Linked DNA regions of Homo sapiens: region 2 is linked to region 1. A link is an interaction called in ENCODE POLR2A ChIA-PET data of the cell type or tissue named here. Cell type or tissue: MCF 10A. All regions are shown on one strand. Each heading gives the region's core, and the rest is flanking DNA. Links, peaks and the distances in the headings are about the cores only. Region 1 holds the start of LINC02535 (long intergenic non-protein coding RNA 2535). Region 2 overlaps SNX14 (sorting nexin 14).

Region 1 (8,588 bases), core at 331-8,330:
ACCCATGCCATCTACTGTAGAGTTCAATAAAAATCTAGTTAGTATTGAATGACTGGAAAAAATAAATATTTCAGAAACACTGCTTATTTCTCAACACAAAGTCACATATCTGGAAGAGTTACACCTATTTCTTTTTATACCACTATTCTATTTAACCCGTTTACTACACAGTGTTTAAGGACCAATTCTGGAATGTTCTAGAATACAGATCATGGCTATTTTGCTCCCTGGTTCTGTTTGGGAGACTGTCGAAATCCCTGGGTATTGCTGTAAAAGACAAAAGGCAATGTAGCAAATAGCTATCAAGAAGCTTTCTCAAACATTTCTCAAATATTCTTTACAAAACATAGAGTGACTTGTCCAGGTTTAAATAGTAAGTCAGTCCTCAGGCTGGAAAAACAACTTGGAATTTGTCAAGTTTTCCAAAAGCCCAATCAAGAAAGGCAGGTAATTAACCACTCACACAGCCCACATCCGGGACCCTCCACCTAACTAACCATTCCATCTGTGCTTCTATCGTGTTTTCTTTACTCCTGCAAATACCATGACTTTATGTTTCCACAGAGCTGTTATTCCAGGAGAACCACGGGTAGTACAAACAACTCTGTGATTCTAAATAACTTCTCTTTGTCCCTCACTGCTTTTCCCAAACACCGTGGGTGGTAAAAGTAAAGGCCCATAATTTTAATGCCAACATGTAATATTTTTAATCAGGCTACAGAATTCACACAGGAATTTCTTGGGGGAATGGCAACCTTTGCATCTTACATTTTTCCACATTAATAATGATAAGATTAGCCTAAAATCAACTAATAAAAAAGGTAAGAGCAGTAATAGAAGCCAGAATTGCTTATTAATTCTTATCAATTCCAGTCATGTTGTTTTGCAATGTCTTTAACACCTTAAATTAGAGCAAACTTTCCCAGATCAGGCTCAGAATCTTCAATGAAGCATTAAAATTTGACCAGAGCTTAGTGCAGAGCCCTACTCAGAAAGAGGGCTTAATAAATAGGAACAACTCTGGGAAGATTGTGTATATTCTCAAGACTGACAACTAAACCAAAAATGACAATCTCCAGTGAGATTTATTTCAGGACAAAATAAAGGTCTGAAGTTTCCTTGGGATTAAAATTTTTAATTGTTCCTGCCTAAAATGTTTCTTTCAAAAAAAAAAAAAAACTGGATTAGGGCACTAAGCTTTATTTAGGTAAACTGTGATCTCCTACCAATTTTATTCACAAATATAAAACAGCCTGAGTAGCGCCAAATATTCTCAGTACCCAAGTTTTACAGCTACCTTCCAAGAACAGAATTTTCAAAGCCACATGAAAACCAGCAAGCTCAGGCCTTTTGGTTGTGTACATTTTTAAGAAGCAGAAGAGAGAGGGACGAGGACCTGAGAGCACAAAGAGAGTAAAACAAAAACAAAGTTTAGTACCAGATGCAGACTCAGGAAGGCCTGAGCGCTATCCAAGTGGGAGTTTTGAGTGATCCTCAGCAACTGTGAGGACCTTTGAAAGGTTTAAAAATATAAATTGTGGCCACTAAAAAAAATATGTTCACAGCTGCTTCAGGAATAAAATAGTATATATTGCACTGAATAGACTCAGACCCTTACACACAGCAGACTTTCACCTTGTGGGTCCTTTTCTATTTCCTCGGGGGCAAACAGGAAGTCATTTCTGTCCTTGCTCTCAAAGTGGTTACAGCCTAGCTGGGGACTGAACTGAAACATACAGGAAAAGAAAGTGAACCCCTCCAAACAATCCCAGCCTGGAGGACTTTCAGACTAGACACACCTAGAGGGAAGGGGCCGAGTCAGTTGCTCACCCAGACTTTCCAGTCTCTGAGGGAGCCTGACTCCCCTTAATTGCCAGTTAACTGAGAACCATTTCCCTACCAATGAGGACCCTAGTGTGCGTGTCATGAGAGTTTTCTTTTGACAGTGCAGTTTAAGTGCTAAATAAACAACTGCTTTTATTCATTGTTATTACTATTTGTATTTGCTTCCTTCATTAGCAGTATCTTCCTAGAGGAAGAACTTCCTGGAGGTTAGGAAAATGCCCTGTGACTCCCACCTGGAACTGAAATCCACTTTCCTACTGTTGTAAATAGAACTTAGGGGATACTGAATACTAATTAAATGTTATTATTTGCCATCAGACTACAACTATAACAGATAATGTTCTTTGAGACACTGAAACCAGAATTCCTGACAAGGTCAACTTTACAGCTGGTTGGCAGACACACAGGAAACATTTGGAGCCACATCCTTGATTACTAGTGTCTACCAATGGTTAATAGGAACCAGACTGGTGAAATAGGCAACATGTGCTCAAAGTCACCCAGAGGAGGGGACAACACAGAGGCTGAAACCCAGGCCCCATCTTGCCCCAGGACAAAACCCTGCTTCTGTGACTACAACCACAGCCTTAGTTTTCTTTGCATGAAAAAGCCTCTAGGGGCCAAGGCCATGGTCCAGGGGGCTGTGCTGCTTACAGGAGGAAACTTTCTCTAGTTCCTCTGTCCTGAGAAGGCACAGAGAATTAGGTGAACCTGGCTCAAGTCTCCCAATTGCACCATCTTGAATGAGCCTTGTATTCTTCCTGTGAAAGATGTAACATCAAGATACCTTCATTTGCTCTAGCTTCTGTACAGGGGTTCCACTGTACACCAACCCAGAAGCAAGATCTACCCCTCTTATTTTCCACAAGAAGAAAGCCAGTCTCGTGAGCACATCATAATCATGGTTGTTGGGTTGAAGATGAGTGACCTTGGGGGTAAGGGTACTTTCCACAGGACAACCCAGGGCCCAGCTCTCCTATTTTTCTTGCAGAGCCAGCCCCATACCCGGGCCCTGGTCTCCAAAAGCCCTAGCCCAGCCATCACCCTGTCCACTGCACAGCAACTTTGGGAAGGCCTGTCCAGCCCTGTCCTCAGCCTGCTTCTCTCCCATGGGCCAGCCCTTGTCCTTTCCAGTCCTTTCCAGAATTCTAGTGAATAAGATGTCTCCACACAAATGAATAATTCAGTAAGCACGTGGCGCGTAGCTGACACTTACCAAATATTGGTGGAATATGCAAGGGAGGGAATGAATACATGAACAATTGGAGCCTCGTCATGTGTATTACCTAAGAAAGCTGAATTCCGGGTTGAGGTGGAATCGAGTGTTTCTGCAGCCTCTTTCAAAATAGACAAGTCAGCACAAGGCATCTGGCTCCTCAGCAAACTTCCTAATCATAGGAAATAAAAGGTTATATGGCACAGAGGTTACCTACAGGCTGGAATGTTTTCTAAACAAAAGAATAAAACACCGTGCCTGTGAAGGAAAAGCAAAGCTAGAGCCAGGAGCCAGGGAAGGGTCCTTGGTAAAGAAGACTAGAGTGTCATGCCTTTGACAAGGAAAGAGAAGGCCAGCAGACCAGATGCCTGTCACTGAAGCAAGTCCCCTTCCTGCTTCACTAGACCCCCATGGCCAGCCTTGTAACAAGGCACAGAGACGTGGCTTTAGCTGTGAATCGTCACATTCAAGGAATGTACATCTCCAACTCCAAAAAGAGCCTGCCTCCCTGACTTCACTGAACAGCAAGTCTCTGCTTTCCTCAAAGTCTCAGCCTGGGCAGGAACAAGCTATTCTCACACCTCCAGTTGCAGCCCCTAAAACATCATCTCTATCTCTTGGCACAAAGAGAAATGGTAAAAATATCCACTTCACACCATAAGACTGTTTGCCAGAAAGAATAGAGTTTTACCCACCCTTCATTAAGTATGTTTTCAAATGTTACTCTTTCCCTCTCTGCTGGGTATGAGTGAATCACATCCTCAGGAAATACCACTGGGTATGTAAATTAGCACTCTGGAATGTCTTAAGACATGAAGTTAGTTCAGCTGACTCCCTGGTTGTATGTGGCTTTGAAATGAACACTTAAAGCCTTTAAACAGGTATGACCTTGTTTATGAATTATGTTATGAATTAGTATTCAAGGTGGGTAATGTTGGTGCTCAGGTGTTTGTCCAGGTAAAAGGCAAATCAGCTTAATGTAAAGCCCTTACTCCACGGTTTTGACACACGTGCTATTGCCTAAATGAATGAATCTTGCGGACCACTTCTAAGGCTGGTGAATGAAGTCAAAGAAGTCAAAGCAGGGGGGGACCCAGCTTTAGGAAATAGCATGGCTTATGTTACCCTTAAACCACTTTTGTTTTAAAAGAAAGATAATAGGGACCTAACAAAGAGAGGCTGTGTGTCCTTAGAGCACCTTTTATCAATGTACCAGGAAAAAGAGGTTAAGAACTCTGAATCTGGAGGTTGTCAGGCCTCTGAGCCCAAGCTAAGCCATCATATCCCCTGTGACCTGACGTATACATCCAGATGGCCTGAAGCAACTGAAGATCTACAAAAGAAGTGAAAATAGCCTTAACTGATGACATTCCACCACTGTGATTTGTTTCTGCCCCACCCTAACTGACCAATGTACTTTGTAATCTCCCCCACCCTTAAGAAAGTTCTTTGTAATTCTCCCCATGCTTGAGAATGTACTTTGTGAGATCCACCCCCTGCCCACAAAACATTGCTCCTAACTCCACCGCCTATCCCCAAACATGTAAGAACTGATGATAATCCCACACTTGGCTGACTCTCTTTTCGGACTCAGCCCGCCTGCACCCAAGTGAAATAAACAGTCTTGTTGCTCACACAAAGCCTGTTTGGTGGTATCTTCACACGGACGCGCATGACAGAGGTAACTTTAAGAGAAGGAACAATATAATCCTTGTATGTTCAAGCTATTTGCTCCTGTGTTCCAGCCTTGATGGAAGAATCGGGCATCACTGTGGGGGCGGTGAGTCAAGCTGGCTGGCAGTGCTTCAGGAAATCGGGTGTGAGGCCTGTCTATGCTATGCAAATAAATAATACTCCCAGACGGAGGCAGGATTTTCATTCAATCTTCCGGAATTTGTATGAATCTTAGACCTAAAAATGATGGGCAATGAAGCTGAGTCACAGTATAATCTGAGTGGATCCTATAAACTCAGTTACTTCACTCTGTCTTTTGCTTGTATCAGCCCAGAGAGATCTTACTGCAAACCTAGCTGAAGGGCTCTCAGAAACCAGAACACAGGAGCTCATTTGTGCTTCCGAGTTGATGGAAGGGAATCACAGGTGTCAGTCTTGATTGGGCACAGAGAAAACTCACACCAAGTTACAAGAGGAAATTTCATTTGTTTCTCTAAGATAAAACAATACATCCCTCCAGATGCTAATTTATAAAATGTCATTGCACTCAATGTTTTTTCAGTCCAATTCAAGCTTGTGGCTATGAATTCAAAATAAACAGAGCTGATCTGGGGAGCCACAAAGCTTTGCAGAGAAAAACAAACATCAGTTATTGTTAAGGGAAAAACCACACACATCTTTGCCTCAAATCAGAAGAAAGGTGAGGCTAAAAGCCAAGTGGTTTAACGTTTGAAAACTTCCTTTTTCTAAGGGCGTGTTTGTTTTAATAAGTTAATACTTGATATGCCTGTGCAAAGTCCAGGATGGACAACTGCCCCAACTCTAACCAGACAATGTCTCCTCTGTGGGCCAACCCTGATTCTGACTTGGGGAAATCTGGGGGCTGGGGAAGCCCTGCTCTGTGCAGACAACCTCCAAAATCCCTCCTGCTTTCTGGCCTTTCTCCACCTGAACTGCCCACTCCAACACAACTTTATCCACTTGTTCTCTTCAGCAAGAAACTCCTTCACAGAGAAACCACCAGCCCATTCAGCCCCTTTGTGGGGAATATGAAAATGCACCTCACAGCACCACTGACCCAGGGTGCCTCTGAGAGGCAGGGAGCACCCTGTAGCGAGCCAGGTAGGGCTCCTCTCCCCTCAGAGGGTTACAGCCTACACACACATGAGCCATGCCCCATCCTCATTCTCCCCCTACTCTAGATCGAAACCCAGCTTAGGAACCACCTTCAGCATGTCCCATGTCATCTGGAGCTTCATCACTTCCAAAGAGCCCCGGTGACAACTTCCTAATCTCATCCTGGCTAGAATGCTGATAAAAATGTACTAAGGGGAAAACCCAAGCCTGGGCCCTTCTTGCTCAGACCTTTTTTTCTATGTTGTTCCTTTTTAATTCTAAAACAATGCCTGTTTATTGTGCAAAGCCTAGCCTACCTCTTTTTAATTTGGGATCAAAATTAAATAGAAACTTTGGGCTTTTTTGTGTAATAGATCATACTTATTTTCCCATGACATTAAAAACTTTTTTGAAACATAATGACAGCATAATATTCCCTTGCATAGAAATACCTTAAGAGTCCCCCTGACACTGACTGTGATATGTTCATTTATGCATTACCCATTATTGCCTGTGATTTGGGGTTTTAGCCATTGTAGGAAAAGGCAAGGAGTGATTAAACCCTTCTTAAGTTATCCTATTCTGTTTCTGTCTGGGGCCCTGACTGACACAGCAAAAATGTGCAAATGCAAATGCCCCTTTAATTATAGCAGGACTGTGTGATACACCTACAAGCAGGGCAAGCCCCAGGTTTCACAGACCATTTTGCTTTTTTCCAGTCCTTTGAGTCCTAGAAAAACAAGTTAGAGAATGTGTCAGCCCATGATACACACTGTGTGGATGGGACAAATGATGTGCTCTACAAGCACATGGGAAGGACAGGGGCAACTAATGGATTCCACAGGAGATGGAACCCCTGAGGCCACATCCCTGAGGGTAGGAAACATTTCAGTGGCGTGAGACAGCCCGCACCTGGATCAGAGAGCCTCTCTGCCCATATTAAACAAGATCAGACACAGCCTGCGACTTGCAGCCTGTTCTGTCAACACAACAACTTCTACCAAAGGTAGGTATGTGAGATCCAGCACTTCATTTATTCATTTGACAAATGTTTGTTGAATATTTGTTGATTTACTATCCTCTACGTGCCAGATCATGTTCTAAGTGATGATCTCATTTTCCAGCATGCCTTTCGTCTTGGTGGTACTAAAAGCAAGTGTCTCTCTCTCACACACAGACACACACATCATCATCATCATCATCATCATCATCATCATCTTTGGTTCCCACCTTGAAAACCACATCTTTCATCTTCCACTACTCAGGACTCTTCCTCCTCATGAGTTTTCTGTAAGATACCCAATATCCCACTCTGGCAAACTCCTAACTTTCATCCATCTCATTTCCTCACTCCCATAGGACCTTCCCTTCCACCCCATACAGACATGGGGACTTCAATCCTCCATTTATTTCCATTCATCTTTTCCCTCCTGGATCTCCTCCATTCCTTGCTACTGCCCCAGTTTCCTAACTGGCCTCCCTGTTTTCAGTGTCTCTGAAATTCAAATCATTCTCCACCCTGCCATCAGAGGATGTATCTAAAATTACCTCTGCTCATACTGCTCCCCAAAATCTTAGCAAAGCATAAACATCTTGAACTCGCTCCCCTTCTTCAAACTTGACGTGATCCCTGAGGCCTCAGCAACTGTGGCTCCTGTGTTCTCCTGCCCATGGTGTTCTTTTCTCTCCCTGCTTTGGTGACTTCCCATTTGACCATACAATTCCAGTCTGTCATCACCTCATCCTGGTGGGTGAGGCTGAGGAAGAACTTAAAAGAGAAGAAATATTTATAGAGGGAGGATTTTATGTTTCTCTTGCAAGTTGAGCCCTCTCCTACAGATCACCTACATTGGCTAATGCTGCTCTTGTGGGCACAGAGTCTTCCAGAAATAACCATGATAGGTGTGAGGTTTTGCCCCTAGCCAGCACAGGTTGACATGACATGTTCCCAGGGCAGAAGACAAGTGACCCAGTTGGCTCTGCTGCATCGCTACAACCAGCACCCTGGTTCTCAAGCCCACCGTCATTTGCTACATACTGGGGCAACTCTTCTCTACCTGAAAATGCTTCATGGATTTGTTTGCTTGTTTATTGTATGCTTTCCCCACTAGAGCAGGGTCTATCATTTATTTATTTATAGCACTTAGAACACTTTCAGAAACATAGTGGTTCGATGAATGTTGCCTAAATGAAGGCAGAAGGAAAGTCTCCTAACTCTTCATACAATCACTAAGTCATCTGTGCTCCAGGCTGGAGAGGCCAGGGAAATTTGGGTTAGATACTCAAGTTCAAATCAGACCACATCATTTTGCTTCTCAGAAGTTTCAAATGCTCCTGGGCTTCTAACTGGCAATGGTGGAAATGCTACCTCTTAAAATGCAAACCTCTTAACAGGGCAGGGGAAGGTCCTTGCTCTGGCCCCTGCTTGCCATGCTGGTGTCATCTTTCACCACTCCTGGGCTCACATTTTATCCTCCAGAGCACTGAGGAGCTGTTGCTTCTCCCACATATCCTATGTCCCTCATTCCCTGATACGGCTCACACGGTCCCCTTCCCACCCTTCCCTGTTCTTTTCATCTCTCTCAGATCCACTTATTCTTTGAGGATTCACTCAACTCATATCTCTTATACCAATTATCACCTCTCATCCCTAGTCCCCAACAAGTTTGGGAACTTGCTCCAGATCTTGGGAGAGGCTTTAGGGAACTTACGAGGCAGGCTTTTTTTTTTTTTTTTT
Region 2 (8,588 bases), core at 325-8,324, 110 kb after region 1:
GCTCTGGTCACTTTCTACTGAGGGTAGGGCCTTGTCAAGAACAGAATGCCCTGACTGATGTATTTCAAAATGGTTCCCTTCTGGCCCCCTTGCCAGAAGCACATGGGGATTTTTCTCCAATATTCACTGTGGGATCTTGGTCAAGGCCCTGGAGGTAAAACTCACAAAAAAAGTGTGGATGGGCTGGGCACGGTGGCTCACGCCTGTAACCCCAGCACTTTTGAAGGCCGAGGCGGGTGGATCACCTGAGGTCAGGAGTTCGAGACCAGCCTGACCAACAAGGGGAAACCCCATCTCCACTAAAAATACAAAAATTAGCCAGGCGTGGTGGTGCAGGACTGTAGTCCCAGCTACTCGGGAGGCTGAGACAGTAGAATTGCTTGAACCCAGGAGGCGGAGGTTGCAGTGAGCAGAGATCGTGTCATTTCACTCCAGCCTTGGTGACACAGTGGGGCTCTGTCTCAAAAAAAAAAAAAAAAAAATGTGGATGGGTAACCCCATGACTTGGTTCCCCTGGAGTTTTTAATCTCTTAAAAAGAGATTTAAAAGGCTGTAGCAATTTGTCAGTTATAGTTCAGGTTTCCCTAGCTCAGCACTGGCTTCTCCAGGGGTTTTGAGTTCACGGGTTTCTGCTGCAGCTAGCTATGATTCTCTCCAACCTTGGGGGGCAGTGGCTTGCCGTATGACCTCACTCTCTGGTGAATCTAAGAGTTGTTTAGTTTTTTTAGTTCATTCAGGTTTTTGCTTGTTACTAGGATGGAGTGATGATGGCCAGGTTCTTATGTGCCAGACCAGAAACTGGAAGTCACCCTTTTCTCTTCTTACTCCATACTTTCTCCCTATGCTTTAGTATCTACTCACACATGGCTCCCATATCTCTACTAATCTATCCTATACCACCTTTTCTCCAACTTTTGAACCTCGGTGTCTAAGTGTTTAACAGACACTTCCTCCTGAGTAATTTATAGGCACTTCTCATTCAAAATGTTCTAAACTAAGAATCACCTGCTTTGATCCCTTGACATTTCTTCCTTGTTATTTCCCGTCACAGTTAAGAGGTTACTACCACTCATTTCCTTAGTGGCCCAAACCTACCAACTTTACAGAGGAGGTGACCATCCTCCTCCTTTGTGATATCTCTGTAACTTGAAAATGCCTCTATTATCACATGTATGTTTTGTCTATATGCCTGTCTTCCTGCTAGACTGACCTACTCAAGTGCATTTTTTATATGCCTTGCATTTTGCATAGTGCCTGGAATATGGAAGGTGCTCAATAAATTTGGAATGAATGAATTCTGATCTTTTATCATACACACTAGTGAGCTATTCTTATGGTGTCGTGGACACAGGCCTTCAATTGTCCCACATGTCACTTTGACCAGTCTGACTATAAGTTATTTTTGAATGAATCTGGCTATTATGTGAGTAGAAACAGCCTTGCCTTAAAGTCCTAATATCTTAGTCTTAGTGCTAACATCTGAAAGAATTATTTAACTAGTGTGTTAATTTTAACTGATCTTTGCAACTATTTGTAAAATGAAAACTCACAGTAAAAAATTAGCTTCAATAATTACTATACATTGTGACCTCAACGGACTGCTAATCTATATGAAATTAAGTTACTTCTTAAATATTACACCTGGAATGTAATTCATCATTTCTTCAAAAGTCTGTTTTGCTCCTTTTTGCTTATCTTGGAGAGAGCGAGGTTCAGTGTTTTCACAGAATATAGCATCTAAAAAAGAGTAAAAAGAAATATTTCTGGAATTTTCATCTATTTATACACAAAGGATTTCCTCATAGTAGAAATACTAATAAACCAAAGCAAAACAAGATTTCTTCCTCTTTAGATTCAATTAAAATCATAGAGTACACAAAATATGAAACAAACACATTAGAAAATACAAACCTCTGAGAAGTGTTATGAGTGAGACCAAACGGTGCTCCTGAAATAGCTGTTCTAGTTTACACTGAAGATAGTAATCAGTATACATTTCCAGGGTGTTTTTAAAGAGGATTCGAGTTCCCATTAAGAGATGATGAAGCCAGTCAGGAACCTGGAAAACTACCCGTCCTGAGAAAGGATCAAATGGGATACCTCATTGTTCCAGATGAATTGGTATTTTTGAAATTTGCCAATGTAGAAAACACAAATGACCATGGTCAATATTTTATTTGTAAACACTAGCAACTTTAATATGATCAAGGCCAATCGTATTGAATTATTATAAAAGGTATCTTCAATTAAAAAGACAGTTATGATGGGGCAATACTCAAGATCATTATTTGCATCACAGAAGAAGTAAGATGAATGAAAAACAAGTCTTAAACCACTTAGATCTTACCTACATACATCAGGTAATCATAGACTCCTTCTACAGTCATCACCTCCATAAAATAATTCTGATTTTGCTTTCTCTCTGTATTTTCAGCACGGTTTGCATTATTTTTAAACAGATCATTGAAAAGCTAAAATAAAAGTTGGAATAATAAAGAGATATATAGTTTATTACATCTGCTGACGATAATCAATAAGGATTAAGTGTCACACAGCAAAGGCATTTAAACTTTTTCCAATCAAAACAGAATATTAGATAGGTTAATATATGCTTCTAAAATTCCCCATTTATGCCCCGAATTGCAATAAAAAATACATGTTCCCCAAAAATATTACATAAAAACTAAAATATTCATTTTAGTTACAGTAGATAATTCATTATCCATTAAAGACCCCTTTGTTTTTACATACCACAAAAGCAAAGTAACATAAAAAGATGTACAAATATATTATTGATAGCTAACTTTAAAACTAACATGATTTAGGCCAGGCGCAGTGGCTCACGCCTGTAATCTCAGCACTTTGGAAGACGGAGGCAGGCAGATCACCTGAGCTCGCAAGTTTGAAATCGGCTTGTCCAACATGGTGAAACCCCATCTCTACTAAAAATACAAAAAAATTAGCCAGGTGTAGTGATGCGTGCCTGTAGTCCCAGCTACTTGGGAGACTGAGGCAGGAGAATAGTTTGAACCTGGGAGCCAGAGGTAACAGTGAGCCGAAATCGTGCCACTGCACTCCAGCCTGGGTGACAGAGCAAGACCGTCAAAAAAAAAAAAAAAAAAAAAAAAACACTAACATGATTTAAAGATTATAAATCACTATAAGTAGAGGTAAAAATCCAGCGTTAGGTGAAATTTATTTGGACAATATTCAAAGCCCACAAAGGCCTAATCAATGTTGGGGTGGGGGGGAACTAAAACAAGATATTAAGAATTAATGGTTGCAGTGAGCCAGAGATTGCACCACTGCACTCCAGCCTGGGTGACAGAGTGAGACTCTGTGAAAAGGGAGAAAGAGGGGAGGGGAGAGGGAAGAGAAGTAAGGAGACTGTGGAGGAAAGTATATTCGATTTTACCTGAAGATGAATTTTTTAAAAGCCTCCTAGAAAAGTATCCTGAGAACAAAGACCATATATTCTATTGGCTCTTATGTCAGATATTATTAACACAGACACATACTTAAAACATTTTTCCCCAACCCAAAAAATAGGAAAAGGGCTCTCCCTTCTGATATATTATTCCCTCTACTCTTTTAAATTTTCAGTGTAATTTTTTTTTTCACTAAAAAACAGTGATATTATATAGTAAGTCTGGAAAACGGGAAAAACAACTCAATTTTGTTTTCCCTCTGTATTTTCAGCACGGTTTGCATTATTTTTAAGCAGAAATCTAAAATAAAAGTTGAAATAATAAAGAGATATACAGTTTATTACATCTGTTGACAATAATCACTAAGGCTAAATAAAGTGACACAGAGCAAAGGGGCATTTAAACTTTTAAATTAAAACTCAACCACCTAATAGTGTTACTATTAAACTTTTGTATATTAACTTGTACTCTCTATATACATAGCCACAAATCAATGAGGTTCAAAAAATATCACATCCTACTTTTTCATTTAGCACCATATCAAATATCTTTATGTTGCTTTATAGTTTTCATAAGCACAATTTCATCTGCTGCAAAACACTCCTTGAATAGATGTTCCTTAAAATAATCATTCCTACAATGTTAGAATTTCATGTTGTTTCCAATTTTTCACTTATGTAAACAATATTTTAATAAACACCTTTACATGTTATAAGCTCTTCTCTTATTTTTCTCCCTGACAAATTCCTAGCATTCCTAGCATGAGTTCAATAGGTTATATTTTGTAACCTTCATGACTCATGAAGTAATAAACCTGAAGAATTTTGTAATTGTTAAAGAAATTAAATTGGTTATAAAAAATCTTCCTACAAACAAAACTGGAGGCCTAGATGACTTTACCAACTCTATCAAATATTTATAAAAAGTCTACCAAAAATAAAAAATGCTAATAAAACTTTGATACCAAAACCTAACAAGGACAGAATGAGAAAGAAAAATTATAGGCTATATTCTACCCATAAACATGAATGTAAACTTCCTTAATCTTTTTTTTTTTTTTTTTTTTTTGGAGACAGAGTCTTGCTCTGTCCCCCAGGCTGAAGTGCAGTGGCGCGATCTCAGCTCACTGCAACCTCCACCTCCCAGGTTCAAGCGACTCTCCTGCCTCGGCCTCCCGAGTAGCTAGGATTACAGGCACCCACCACCACGCTTGACTAATTTTTGTATTTTCAGTAGAGGCAGGGTTTCACCAAGGTGGCCAGGCTGGTCTCAAACTCCTGACCTCAAGTGATCCATCCACCTTGGCCTCCCGAAGTGCTGGGATTACAGATGTGAGCCACTGCACCTGGCAACTTCCTTAATCTTATAAAGGTTATCTATTAATACAAAAAGAGCTACACCACACTATTCGATGGTGAAATAATTAAACAATTTCCTTTCTATATAGCAGTCCTAGTCAGGAATAAAACAAAACTGCAATCATCTGCAACAATTGTGTCAATATAAAAGAATTACCAGATATTACTAAAACTAATGTTAAGTCTAGCAAGACGACTAAATAAAAATTTTCTATCTATATATACAAGTTATAAAATGAAAACATTAATAATATTAAAGATACCATTCAGAGTATTAACAAAAATAAAAGATAGAGGTCCTCTGAGCTTCCATAGCTCCCCATGCTGGGCACTACACCTTGGCACTAAACACCTTCTTGAGGACAAGGAATGTATCCTTATATTCCCAGTGCCTAGCACTCAATCGTAGGCATGTAATAAAATGTTTGTTTAATGAATGGATAAAATACTTTATAAGCCATGAAAGTTAGGTAATGCCATCCAATAAACATAAACACAGTATAGCAATTAATTTCTTATTATTGAAAGTTGGTGACATATAACCTAAGAAAACCACTTTTAAAAATCCCCAAATACAGAAGTGGCATCAGTTTGCAAATATAGTATCCAGAGAAACATTTACCACATTAAAGCAAAGAACCAAGTAATTACACACAATACCCTCTGTATACCGTTCAACTGATTTCCACATAAAGGAAATGTATAGCTCAATCCATTTCATTAACAAAGTATTCATTCTCTCGACAATGAAAAAGTAATCTCAAGTAGGGCAACTTAAAACTTAATAGTTCTTTAATGCAATGTGCAGTACCTTCTTGTTGTTTTCTGAAGTAGGGCTGAGAATGGTCAGTTCTGGTCTACTTGGTTTAGGCTTTGGAGACTCACAAGAATTAATGAAATTCATGATAAAAGGTTCCAAATGCTGACCTTTCTGTGGTGATAGATTATTGTAAGAAAATAAAAAATAAAGGTAATTTTTAGTACATAATCCAGCAAAATTTATCAATATTTAAATATGTTTATGATTATCATGTTATAGAACACACATAAATCAGTTACTCACCTCTTTCATTAGTTTTCCAGGAACAGATTTTATAATTTTCCCTGCAATTAAAAGTAAAACATTATTTTAGGAAGGCATAAAACTCTTCATAATTGCTCACATGAATACTTAACCAGGTAATTTTAAATACGAAATAGCCAAGTTAAAACTGTAAAAGTATTTATGATTGACCATTTCACACTCCATGGAAATTTTCAATAAATATGGTATTCTGAAATATTTATAGATAGAATATTTGGGATTTACTTTAAAAAAATCCAGTGAGGTAAGTGGTGGGAGAAGGGATGGAACAAGCCAAGGGTTGATAACAACGTTGAGTAAGAAGTTTATTACATAATTTTGTCTACTTTTGTGAAAATTTCTATAAGAAATATTTTCAAAGGGTTTTCAGTAACAGTGAATATATAATGGTATCTAAAGATATGCAAAGGTCAGTCAAAAAAAAGTTTTAAGAACTGCCTCAATATTTAAAACTATTTCAGTAGTTTATATTCTGAATTTTAGATTAAGAATTTCTATTCTAAATCCTATGTTTGCCAAAATTACTTCTTGATCTCCAGCTTCCCTTAATTTGAAACATCAAACATCTTGAGATTTTCTCCAGCATTTAGAAATGACTTAAAAATCAATCAAAATTGATAAATACAACTTAAACTGCTTTCTGAACAAATCAGAAAAAAGTAGATTTATGGCAATAGAAGGGGACATTAATAATAAAGAATAAAAATACTGTTTTGTGACAGGCAAACCACCCAACCTTCCCATTTGGCTATTTCTGGTATTTCTGGTTCTCATAACACCCCCTCCTTAGAATGTTCCCAAGTTCTTTAAATTATATGGTTTCATCCTATGCTTTTCTGTCTTCTATGTGTTCTTACTGAGCCAAATTATTTGCTCAATCTGATTTCAAATAAAATTCAAATCTCTAATCTCTGCCTGTCTCCTGGACTCTCCTGCTTTATAAAACTTCAACTGGATTCTATAAACTCAGTAAGTTCAAAACTGCTCTTAATGTATCCCCTATTCCAACAAGTAACAGCATTCATCCAGTTATTTAAATAGAAACTTGGATCATCCCTGATCATTTCTTCTTCAATCAAACCTAGTCAGTAACCAGGAATACCCAATCTCCTAAATGCCATATATAACCAAATATTTTGTCCTCACTTTTTTCCCCCAATAAAAAGATACACAAACACTAAATATTTTGACTCAAATAAATGTATTGATTTGGGTGGGGGTGTGGGTATAGACAGAAGCCAAATGTCTACTTGCATTATTTAACTCACTGATTTAGTTCCATATACATTACTTCAGATTACATCATATAAAATATATTTAGAGGCTAGTCAGGGTGGCTCCACGCCTGTAAGTCCAACAATTTGGGAACCTAAGGTGGAAAGATCAATTGAGGAGTTCAAGACCAGCTTGGGCAACAAAGCGAGATCCCATCTCTACAGATATTTAAAAATTAGCCAGGTGTGCTGGTGTGTACCTGTAGTCTTAGCTACTTTGGGAGGCTGAGGCAGGAAGGATCACTTGAGCCCAGGATTTGAGGCTGCAGTGAACTATGATTGTGTTGGCTGGGCGTGGTGGCTCACGCCTGTAATCCCAGCACTTTGGGAGGCCGAGGCGGGCGGATCCCGAGGTCAGGAGTTCGAGACCAGCCTGACCAACATGGTGAAACCCCGTCTCTTCTAAAAATACAAAAATTAGCCGGACGTGGTGGCACACGCCTGTTATCCCAGCTACTAAGGAGACCAAGGCAGGAGAATCGCTTGAACCCGGGAGATGGAGGTTGCAGTGAACTGAGATCGTGCCACTGAACTCCAGCTGGGTGACAGAGTGAGACTCCGTCTCAAAAAACAAAACAAAACAAAACAAAAAAAAACTATGATTGTGCCACTGCACTCCAGCCTAGGCAATAGTGTGAGACTCTGTCTCTAAAAACCATAATGAATACAAATGAATAAAAAATAAAATATATTTAGAAATATTGCTTTTATACAGTAGTAGTAGTAGTAGTAGTAGTAGCAGTAGTAGTAGTAGTAATAGTAGTAGAGATGTAGTCTCACTCTGTCGCCCAGGCTGGAGTGCAGTGGCATGATCTCGGCTCCCTCCACTTGCCAGTTTCAAGCAATTCTCCTGCCTAGGCCACCCAAGTAGCTGGGATTATAGGTGCACGCCACCACGCCCAGCTAATTTTTGTATTTTTAGTAGAGACAAGGATTCACCATGTTGGCCAGGCTGGTCTTGAACTCCTGACCTCAAGTGATCCACCCACCTCGGCCTCCTAAAATGCTGGGATTACAGGTGTGAGCCACTGCAACTAGTCAATGCTATATTATTTTTTACCTTTTTTTTTTTTTAGATGGAGTTTTGCTCTGTTGCCCAGGCTGGAGTGCAGTGGTGCAATCTCGGCTCACTGTAACCTCCACTTCCCAGGTTCAAGCAATTCTCCTGCCTCAGCCTCTTGAGTAGCTGGGACTACAGGCGCCCACCACCATGCCCAGCTAATTTTTGTGTTTTTAGTAGAGACAGGGTTTCACCATGTTGCTCACACTGGTCTTGAACTTCTAAGTTCAAGTGATCCATCTGCCTCAGCCTCCCAAATTGCTGGGACTACAGGTGTGAGCCACCACGCCCAACGATTTTTTAACAATTTTATTCAAACTTTTCCAGCTTACACTAGTTTGGTCTGTTTTGATGTTTATGTAAAAAGAATCAGACTGTATATAT

Evidence for each region. Peaks named below come from ENCODE experiments on the same cell type or tissue, not always from the same donor. Only the 100,000 strongest peaks of a DNase experiment are listed, where the experiment ranks them.
Region 2: POLR2A ChIA-PET joins it to region 1 with 6 read pairs; 3 of 35 experiments call an interaction of 5 or more read pairs at or near these places.

What each region holds. Positions count from the first base shown.
Region 1 is chr6:85,399,981-85,408,568 of GRCh38, forward strand. LINC02535 (long intergenic non-protein coding RNA 2535) reads right to left here and starts at 4,822. Exons shown (of 4, transcript NR_134633.1): 1 at 4,697-4,822; 2 at 4,275-4,394; 3 at 3,132-3,233. RefSeq lists an enhancer at 3,149-3,941. In MCF 10A, for the core only: no CTCF peak of the experiment used is centred there; DNase peaks (open chromatin) are centred at 3,131, 3,831 and 4,891.
Region 2 is chr6:85,512,159-85,520,746 of GRCh38, forward strand. SNX14 (sorting nexin 14) reads right to left here. Exons shown (of 29, transcript NM_153816.6): 22 at 5,850-5,890; 23 at 5,598-5,717; 24 at 2,348-2,471; 25 at 1,912-2,076; 26 at 1,642-1,737. Among named protein-coding and RNA genes, the nearest start is that of NT5E, 66 kb to the left of the region's middle. In MCF 10A, for the core only: no CTCF peak of the experiment used is centred there; no DNase peak of the experiment used is centred there.